2 separate regions of the Mus musculus genome follow, and region 1 is linked to region 2. Evidence: chromatin loops called from intact Hi-C (ENCODE). Cell type or tissue: gastrocnemius. All regions are shown on one strand.

Region 1 (5,000 bases), 190 kb after region 2:
CTTTGATTACAAGAGTGAAGGTTTCTTACTGTGTGCCTTATGTTGGGAATTCCCCAAGAATAAAGGTGCCACCCAGAAGGAACCGAGCAGCCTGGACACATCTCTCAAAGAACTTCAAGGACAATGTCAGTCGCCAAATCATTGTAGAATGGGAGCTGTAAGAGAGCTTTCAAATCGCCAATGTCTTTAAATTTAGCTCAAGACTCATTAGACAGCCATAACATTAATATAGTCTTTGCTACAGTGTTAAAAATAAAAATTGAAAATTCACTGTTGCCTTTCTCTTAGCCCAGTGTAGAACTGCTTAGAAGAATGGTTGTCTTTATTCCCCATGCATGGTGCTTCTACAATTTAAAATTAAACAAAACATTTATACTTATTTACATTTTTTGCATGGATGGTTAAAAAAATTTCAAATAATAGGCAGTTATTTCCAGAACAATATACATTTTATCTTTTAGTGCTGTGTAACAGACTTTTTATGGTGAGTTACAACATACATGTGACTCACCCCAAATAGGGGAATGATGACAAACCAAAGTGTTGATACTGCCTATGATGGTTAGGTTTTTGTCAAGTTGACACAAGCTAGAGTCATTTGAGAGGAGGGAACTTCAATGAAGAAAATGGAACCATAAAGTGATGTTTAGTCAAGCCTTTAGAGCCTTTTCAATTAATGACTGATAGGGGAAGGACCCAGCCCACTGTGGTCCTGAGTATAAGAAAGCAGGCTAAGGAACTGATGAGGAGCGAGCCAGCCAGCTGCACTTCTCCATAGCCTCTGCCTTCTGGTTCTAAACTGGCTTTTGGTTACAGTGTTTCATAACAGCAAAAGGAACCATGACCAAGAAACCACCAAGGTCCAACTTGGTGAACAAATGAGTTTTATTAGGGTTGCTTACTTTATGTGGGTGAGGGCTACTACTTATAGGAGCAGAAATGACTAAGTGCTAACTGCATCACCAAGGCCCACTTCAGAATGTGCGGAAGCTCACCAAAGCAGGAAACCTAGAATACATAGCTGCCTGCAGGCAGCTCAACAGATTGAAGACGGACCTTTCAGGTAGCATAGTGTAATGACTAAAATTAACCAGTAAACTCTACCTCCCCAAGAACTGGATAACCTCCTGGGATGCTGGGAGTTGTAGTTCTTAAAAAACATAAGAAAGCCTCATGGGAAAGTGGCCTATGGGATCGTCTTTATAAACCTCTGCATACTGTCTCAGGACCACTCAAATGAAGTTACAGAGAGTGGTCCTGACCAAGGTCTGACATGGTATGTATTTAATAACACTTGGTTCTAAATTGACTGGAAATGGTGGAACTTTTCTTCTTGCTAATTTTAGGATTAGCAATAGTGAATCTCAGGATTAAGAATAGCTGGCTTGAGTTTCTTTGTTTCTTCTAAGCAGTTCCACTGGTCTCTGCTTCTTTCAGGTAAGTGGCTGGGCTTGTCTGAGAGTGACTCTTAGCAGTTTTTGCTATTTATATACTTTTGGGGACTGAGAGATCTAGTGAATCTGGTAATTTTCAGGGACTTCCTGAAGCCATTTTGAGTTATTTACTTTCTAAGAGCTTCTCTGTAGGATAGCATGTTTATCCTTTAGAACATCCTGTCATTTTTCCTTGGAAACATTCTGTCCTAAAATATCCCACTGTTTTGCTTTTCTCTTATATCTTATGTCTTAATAAGTTTCCTTCCAAGAAAAAAGGCTTTATCCTTGGACAAAACTGTCATACATCTTTGTCTTCATTTAACCAAATGTCCTAAAGTCATGAGTTGATTTTTTTTTTCCTGACTTGGAAAGTAATAATAGCACTATCTAATGAGAAAGTTGACCAATTTTTTTTACACTATTGATGCATAGTATTACATGAGTTATAACACAAATTTAAAGTAGGGATTTTTCTTATATAACATTAAAATATATTTTTTAAATCTGGCAATAAAAGAAGGCCAAAATGAAGTGGACAGCACCATCAAAATGAATGAGAAATAGAATACAAATGTTTTAGGTCATTTAAAGATTTCCTATTTCCCACTCTGGTGAGCATCCCTGTACCTCACCTGGGCAACACAGTGGAGCTGGCCCTGATGACAGAGGCACAGTGAGCCAGCCCCAAGGGTGTGAGGCTGGGAGAACTGACCCAGCCCCTGGAAGGCTGCAGCACTTGGGAGAGTGGGCCCTGCACCTTAATTAGGCAGCACTGTGGGGCTGGCTCTGGTGGCATGAAAGCAGGATAGCTGACCCCCTGCCAACTGCAGCATTGAGTGAGCTAGCTGGGGCAGTGCTGGAAGTGGGGTAGGTATAGGAGAGTTGACAGGCTGATCAACTCAGTGACTGCCCAGGCCCAGATCCTGGCTTTGAGTTGGCCCACTCAAAAATCTACCTTATCTATGAGTTTCTGAAACACATAGTCTGCTCAAGATGGCTTCCTAGACAGCTCTCTATAGATAGCTCTTGGCTCTGTAGCCTGTTCATGGTAGCTTTCTGCTGGGAAAAAAAAAAAAAATCTAAAAGCTCTCTGAAGAGCTCATGGGTTTTTTTTTGACAAAAATCAGAAAACCTGCTGTAAAAAATTCTTGGATTTTCTAGAAAATAAATTCTAAAAGAGCTGTGTTCACTCTTCAAGTCGTTCTCTCTAGGTAGCTGCTAGAAAAAAAAAATTCTTTAAAAAGGAATGAAAAATTCTAAAACAGTTGTATTCACCCTCCATGAATTTTATGACCAAAATCAGAAACCCTGTTAGAAAATATTCTAAAATAGCTGTGTTTGCTTTCCAAGCAGTTCTCTCTGGGTAGCAGCTAGAAAAAAAAAAAATTCTAAAAAAGAACTTCCGTGGCTCTCTGCTAGTTCATCTCATGCAGAACAAAAGCAGAGTCTTCTACTCACAAATCAGTTCAATCATTTACTCCAAGTTCCCTTTCAATTATCCCACGAATTATCATTTTGTGAATTTAGCCCCTGGATTCTTAGAAGACAAAAAGTACATTTTTTTTTTTAACATGGCAAAAGAATTCAGAGATCTGCCTCCCTTTGTAAGCACAAACAATAAACGTAGCTGGGTGAGATCTTGCTCTGCCATTACCACTCTGCAAATCTCTTTATTTCTTTCCTTAATATCTTTCTGAGAAGCTGGCTCATAGTGCAGCTGCCTTTGTTCTTCTAGGTCTGTGAAGCCCCTCATATAGTTTATATTACATCCTTATATTTTTGCATAGTTGAGGAATCTTACACACACACACACACACACACACACACACATAACTAATGCTTTCAGAGTTCTTTCCCACAGCCCTAAGGCCCTGAAAGTCACAGCATTTACCATTTGCTAAGGGCATTACAGACACACTCACTCCTGGACTTGACCCTTTCCCATGACCATGCAATAGGGTATGCTTGTTTGAAATGTCACTAAATCTACACGGTACAACAAATGCTTTTCTTCATCAATCAGAACATTTATTTCAATTAGATAGAAAACCTGTTAATATTCCTTTTCTACCATAGCAGATGTACAGCTTGGCCCAGTATTACCAATTAGGCTGGAAAAAGGTAGTTGTAAACTTCCTTCATAGTGTGATCTAAGGCCATTTGCTATGTTCTGTTAAGAAAACTCAGTTTTGTTTTTTTCCAGGATATATAAGCCAAGGCTCAATCTGAATTCATACAAATTTTAAATAGAACTTAATATTTAATCTCCAGTTCTTAAGTTTCTTTTCAAGAAAGTCAGAAGTAAAAAAAAATTATTTTTTTCAATTTTCTTGGAAAATGATTGCTTATTATAACTAAGTTCCTCTTATATTAATATGTTACACAAAATATTATGATAAACAGAATAACTACTTAAGAAACAGCAAGAAGTTTCCACATACTTTTAAAATAGGAAGTTTTAAAAGATTCCTATGTATAATCAGCAAATAGTAGTACTTATATTTGGTAATAGTGCAGGAAAATAAATATCCATCTTCACTGCCAGAAGTGACATAAAGTCCTAGCCCATGTTGAAAGGGTGTTTTGACAACAGATATCAAAAGCTTAATAGGCATGACCTTTTGAATTAGAAATTTCACTTTAATGGAATATATATATATATATATATATATATATAGAGAGAGAGAGAGAGAGAGAGAGAGAGAGAGAGAGAAATTAAAAACAATGCAAAGGTATTAATCACATGTAATGTGATTTGTATTTCAGAAAAGTGGGTACAACATAAACGTGATGTGACTAGGGGTTAACTAATAAAATAGTAGATTATTCATAAAATAGATGACCACATATCCATTTGAGAAACATCCCATTTGAAGTTAATGCATACATGCAAAGGAAAAAAATGTTGTTTCATCTCACTGGTAAAATTCTAAGTAGTTTGTGCTTGTTTAATCCTTTCGCTATTTCTCAAATTCCCTTCAATGTTTTTAACCTTTTAAAACAGTGGATCTCAACCTTATGGGTTTCGACTATTTGGGACCTAATCATCCTTTTATGGGGGTTACCTAAGACCACTGTAACACAGATATTTATATTACAATTCATAACAGTAGCAAAATTATGAAGTAGCAATGAAAACAATTTTATGGTTGGAAGCCACCACAACACTAGGAGCTAAGTTAGAAGGTTCCAACATTAGGAAGGTTAAGAACCACTGTTTTCAAAGGTCTTGAAAGTCCATCTGCAAGTAGTATGAAGTAAAGTGTGAAAAGAAAAAAACTAAGAAACAAACAAACTCTGGACTGAAGAGATAGTTCAGCAGAGACTCCAAATTGAGTTCTAGCTTCTATGATGACTCACAGCTACATATACCTAACTCCAGCTGTAGTAACCCAATTCACTCTTCTGCCCCCAGAGGACATAGCATTTGCACAAACACATTCACACATAAGTAAATATTTTAAAAATTAAATAAAAATACACTATAAGACTTATTTTCCTAGATGGAAGTGTGAAACATTCATATTAAACAAATAAATACCTAATATTCACTACAAATGACAT
Region 2 (5,000 bases):
AGCACTAACTTTAGTCTGCAGACTTCCACTAGCTGAAACAAATACATAAGGAAAAATAAAACCTCCCAAATGAAAACACTGGAATGTAGGAGGATATTTTGGAAGTCATAAAAGCAAGAGGTCCTATTCCAAAACTAATTGATAGGAAAGATACAAAGCCAAAAGCAACATAAGACAAGTGCAATTAGAGTGAATTTGTTAAAATAATTAACTTTAGAAAAACAACACTGTCAATCTATCAGACACAACTTGCTTTAATGTGTTCACCACCTCTGTGAAGCTCCTGTAAAATCTTGGCACATTTATTTCATCAAATTATTGTTCCTAGCTAATGTCGCTGAAGTTCCTGCCAAACGTCTTTTGGGAAGCAGAAGTATAAATCATTACCGTCAGAGAGATACAACTGTGTTTAAAAGGAGAACCAACAACACAAGAATACAAGCTGATTATAGACACTCAACTGAGTGTGCCCACAGTATTCGCATGATTTTTATCAGGACAAGTCCGGGCACCTCTAACTCAGCACCGTGAGTAACTTACAATGAGAAGATGACAAATTGTCAGTAAGTATGAAAGTGCTCGGGCCAGAAGGAACATTTAGTATGGATATCCCAGGTAACAAGACTTCAAGAACTTTTCAAAGTTAATGCTTACAGATGCATGTGAATAATACTTATAATGGTTTTGAGTACTAAACTTGGCATCTTAAAATATTGGGAGGCTGTGGAGAGTGAACATTCTGAAAAAGACAAGAATTCGAATCGGAAAAGATCTGTGTATAGGGCTGAAACCATATTTTCTAAACCTGATTTGCACCACAAATGATTCAATATTTTCCAAACTTTCTGATTAAATGTGCTTATTTTCCCCGTTAGTTTTAAAAAATTAGCAAATGTCATTAGGCACATTTGGAAAATGATAACGGGGATTTTCTGCTGCAGAAATGTTGGAAGGCCCCAGGTTTGAAACATTCCCAAACAGATGGCTTCCCTCAGCTACCCTCTCCCACGGTTACTTCCTTATTTCAGAGTACTAACAAGACATATTCATGCGGCTAGAATTCCTTTACAGGGCAGAAAACACGTATTGTTGTTTCGTTAGTCCTACGAATTCACTAAACCTTTTCTTGAACACTCACCCTCTCTTTAACAGTAAAACCAGAGGGCAAACTTGTGAAACCCGAACAACAAGCAGCCTGTGGTCTATCCCTCAGTCAGGGATCCCAGAGCGCGCTGTGCATGACGGGAGTAGGCAGCAGGGCTTGTGGGAAATGTAGTCTGGCGACACCGCCCTGCTCTCCATTCCTGTAATGGCTGCTTTCGGTCCGGTAAGGTACAAACTCCGCTCCCGGGGATTCCAGGATTGATTCTCCTAGTGTACTTGCACAACCCAACAAATTTGCACCCTCCCAGGGCGAAGGAATTCCAGATCTTTATGTTAGATCTTGGGATGAATTTGCTTCTCGGCTTGGTTTCATTTAGCAATCTGTGTGTGAGAACTAACTTTAAATCTAGTAGTCTCTTTTTGAAGGAACTGTTAGGGAGTGTTTTCTGTACTCGTTACCAATTTCTGTCCTTGCTGTTCGTTTCTCACTGACTCTAGCTTCCTCTTTAAAATAGGCTGTGTCACGAGTAACCTCTTAGCCTCAGCATCCGGAAGTTCCAAAGAGAATATTTCACGTTGGGTAGAATTACTTATACCCTTGTTTCGGTAAGTCTTATTAATTCCTTACAACTTCACAGAGTCACGTGTTGTGTTGAATTTTCTAGATAAGAGACATGCTAATAAAATGTGACTTTTACCTGTTAGGGTATTTTATTTGGCAAGTATCTTATGCATTTTTCCCTCTCTTTTCTAATGATAACCTAAAATGACTGTCTTTAGTTTTGTCATCTTAAACTGACATCTGAAATGATTCACAAATTCCAGTCTAAAAGATTGTTTTATATTAATATTGTCATTCAAAAAAAAAAAAATAAGGCTTTTTTTTTTAACAGTTTCTTTTGTTCGGTGTTTAACTTCTAGGCAAGTTCAGCCCTCCAGATCCTAGCATCATGAATTCAGTTTCAACGCAATTGATCTTAGTCCTCGCTTCGCTGCTTTTGATCCTGCCTGTTGTTGAAGCAGTGGAAGCTGGAGACGCGATTGCACTCTTATTAGGTGTGGTTCTCAGCATTACCGGCATCTGTGCTTGCTTGGGGATATACGCAAGAAAGCGAAATGGACAGATGTGACTCTGAAGGACTCTTCTGAATTAGACTGCACCCTGACCAGTGTGCTGAAAACCATTGTTCTGTTGAGGCCGACCCCAAGATTTGATCTCTCCCGTTCTCAGCAAGAGGGTTACAGTTAGCTGAGAGTTAACACTCTCAGTTAAGAGATGCTTTCACGTTCATACTTGTTTCTTCTACAATGGGGGCAGATGGGAGTGGAGGGCAGATGGGAGTGGAGGGCGGCTCTTAACAACAAAGAGTGCACTAATAATGTGGCCCATAACTTGTATTTGCTGCTTGGGAAGGGGCCAAAGTGAGAGGGCTTAAGTTTGCAAAAGTATTATTTCATACTTTCAAGTTGTCAGAGCACATGGAATTGGAAGATGGAAGTATTTGTTCAGAATCTAGTAAATCTATATTGTTATAATCACTGCCTCTTGCATTCTGGGGATCTCTCTCTCTCACTCTCACTCTCACTCTCTCAGAGAACCGGTTGGGGTGGGTTTTGGATTTGTTTTATTGTTGTTACTGGTTTTCTTTTTTTTTAATGCTTCTGTTTTTATCTCGCAAGTTGATATTGTACTTAGATCTTAGCCAAAAACTTTTATCTCTGAGAAAAAGTTTAATAAAAATGTACTAAACATATCTAATACTAAAATAGAGAAAATATTTGTTAAAAGATAACTTTACATTGAGTATCTTCTCCTTGTGAGATGTATTGTATCAAATACATAGCCATTATGCCATCAGTTCACCTATTGTTTTGGTCTGCTTGTATCTATGAGCTAATTATTTATAATCTGAGTGAAAAGGGACTGGTTATGTTACCTTAAAGGATCACCATGGGCAAGAAATGGGCATCTTTGAGATAGACGAGGATTCTGATAGAAAATCCACAAATAGGAAAGGAAGTGTTTTGATTTGTACACCAGCTAAAAAGGTGTACCCTCTTTGCCCTAGTAATTCCAAGAGTCCCCAAACCAATAGATTACAGAGATTTTTAATTCACATTTTTGGGCCCAGGACAAATATTCTGGCTAGAATTTAAATTAGAATGTTATAGTTTCAAGAAAAACTACTCAAACTGTTAGTACCCAAGAGTCACTTCAGGTCCTTTTGTTCCAAACAGAACTTTTAATTCTGTCTGTATTGCATAGAAGTTGAGAAAGTGGAACCTGAAGACCCAAGCTTGGCAAGGATCTTCAGGCCTTTGTTTGATTCTGAAGAATGAAATAGTCTCAGTAAGTCAAAGTAGTCTATGTTCTCAAAGTAGATAATCCAGCTGTTCCCCAAAATGCCTTGTCCAGTCTCACTCTCCAGATGCCCTTACAGGCCTTGGCTTTTGTCAGGAAGCAGGCTGTGGCCAATAAAATTTAGTGTGCAGACCCTTTCCCCACTGAACTGATGTGGCATGCCTGAGAGTTCCAGTTAACAGTAAGAAGTAGTAAGGAATGCTTACATTATAAAGACATGGAAACCAAATGGGTTTACTGGTTTTTTTTTGGAAGGTATTTTATCTTTTCACCAGAGAAAAGGCTAACAGTCTTTGTTTGGGTAAATTGGCATTTAATAAAACGTGTTCATGCATGCTTAGGAAAAAAAAGAACATGCAGGTGGCAGGACAGCTGTCATCTTTTGTCCACCAGCTCATTGGAGCAGATTTAGAAAGGAAGCCTTCTCTTCCTTGCCAGTCTCAACTTCTCTGGGATGGGGAAAATCTAACGTAAAGCCCATTATAAGCCGAAGTCATTTAATCACCTCCTGTTTTCCTACAGGAAAACAGTCTTTACTGACAGTGTGTTTCCAAAACTACTCCAAAGAATGTTTTCAACAATGGCCATTTCTTATTTTATCCTTAAAAGCAGAGGTAGAGGGATATGCTTTCTAAACATTTTAGCTTCACTGGGCCAAGGAGATGACTCAGTGGATAAAGGCGAATTCCTTTACTGATGACCTACCTGAGCTGGATCCTCAGCATCCACATCAAGGAAGAAAAGAACCAACTCCCACAGCCGACAACACCCTGACCACCATACGTGTTCCCAACATCTCACATATACACTAAATAATTAGTGCTTAATAGAATTAAAAGTGAGAAGGGAGGAGCTTCATTTCTTACTTAGACGATAAGATTTTGCTTAAACACAAAAACCTGGGCTGGACAGATGGCTCCATTGATAACAATGCTTCCTGTACAAGCATGAAGATCTAACACCCCTATAAAACCTGGGCAGCAGCACATGGGTTAAAATCTCCACCCCAGGGATAGAGACAGGTGTGTCCCTGGGCCTTCCTGCCCAGCCACTAGCCACTGCACTGAGTTTCAGATTCATGGAGAAGCCCTGCTCTCAAAAATAAGCCTGAGTGAGGAATAGGTTCGGTGCTCTGTCCTTCTTATGTGCACACTCATACTGTGCGCACACACAAACACACACACACACAAAGTCTTAGGGTGGATCTTAACCACCAGCTCCTTTGAGAATCTGATAAATACTTTTGATTATTATTTTTCCCTAACTAAATATCCACACATGCTCACATCTTCAGATTAGTTCACAAAACTTGCAGAGCTAAAACCCATCTAGGAATCGACAGTTAAGAATCTCTGGTTTGCTTGTTCATTTGTTCCCCAAGTTCAAATTCTTTCCAATTGCACAGTTCATTACATTGCTTGCAGAGAGAACAGCGGTAGGATTGACAGGTGTCCCTCGGGTGCCTGGCCCAGAGTCTGATGTATGATAAATGGTCTGCTAGTTAGATGGGCTGAGTTTAGTTTTGAAAGCCAGA

The links. Hi-C counts contacts between places; a loop is a spot of excess contacts. Peaks named below come from ENCODE experiments on the same cell type or tissue, not always from the same donor. Only the 100,000 strongest peaks of a DNase experiment are listed, where the experiment ranks them.
Region 1: a loop joins it to region 2, with 1.9 times the contacts of the local background. A loop is called at or near these places in 11 of 42 quality-filtered maps.

The regions. Positions count from the first base shown.
Region 1 is chr6:13,679,935-13,684,934 of GRCm38, reverse strand. No RefSeq gene overlaps it. Among named protein-coding and RNA genes, the nearest start is that of Bmt2, 4.5 kb to the right of the region's middle. In gastrocnemius, no CTCF peak of the experiment used is centred here; a DNase peak (open chromatin) is centred at 2,204.
Region 2 is chr6:13,867,766-13,872,765 of GRCm38, reverse strand. 2610001J05Rik (RIKEN cDNA 2610001J05 gene) reads left to right here and starts at 1,248. Exons shown (of 3, transcript NM_001352887.1): 1 at 1,248-1,327; 2 at 1,620-1,710; 3 at 2,026-5,000. The coding sequence starts at 2,055. The coding sequence ends at 2,234. It overlaps 1110019D14Rik (RIKEN cDNA 1110019D14 gene), which reads right to left and starts at 1,197. Exons shown (of 3, transcript NR_045995.1): 1 at 1,139-1,197. In gastrocnemius, no CTCF peak of the experiment used is centred here; DNase peaks (open chromatin) are centred at 1,271, 2,154 and 2,438; H3K4me3 peaks cover 2,483 bases; H3K27ac peaks cover 1,936 bases.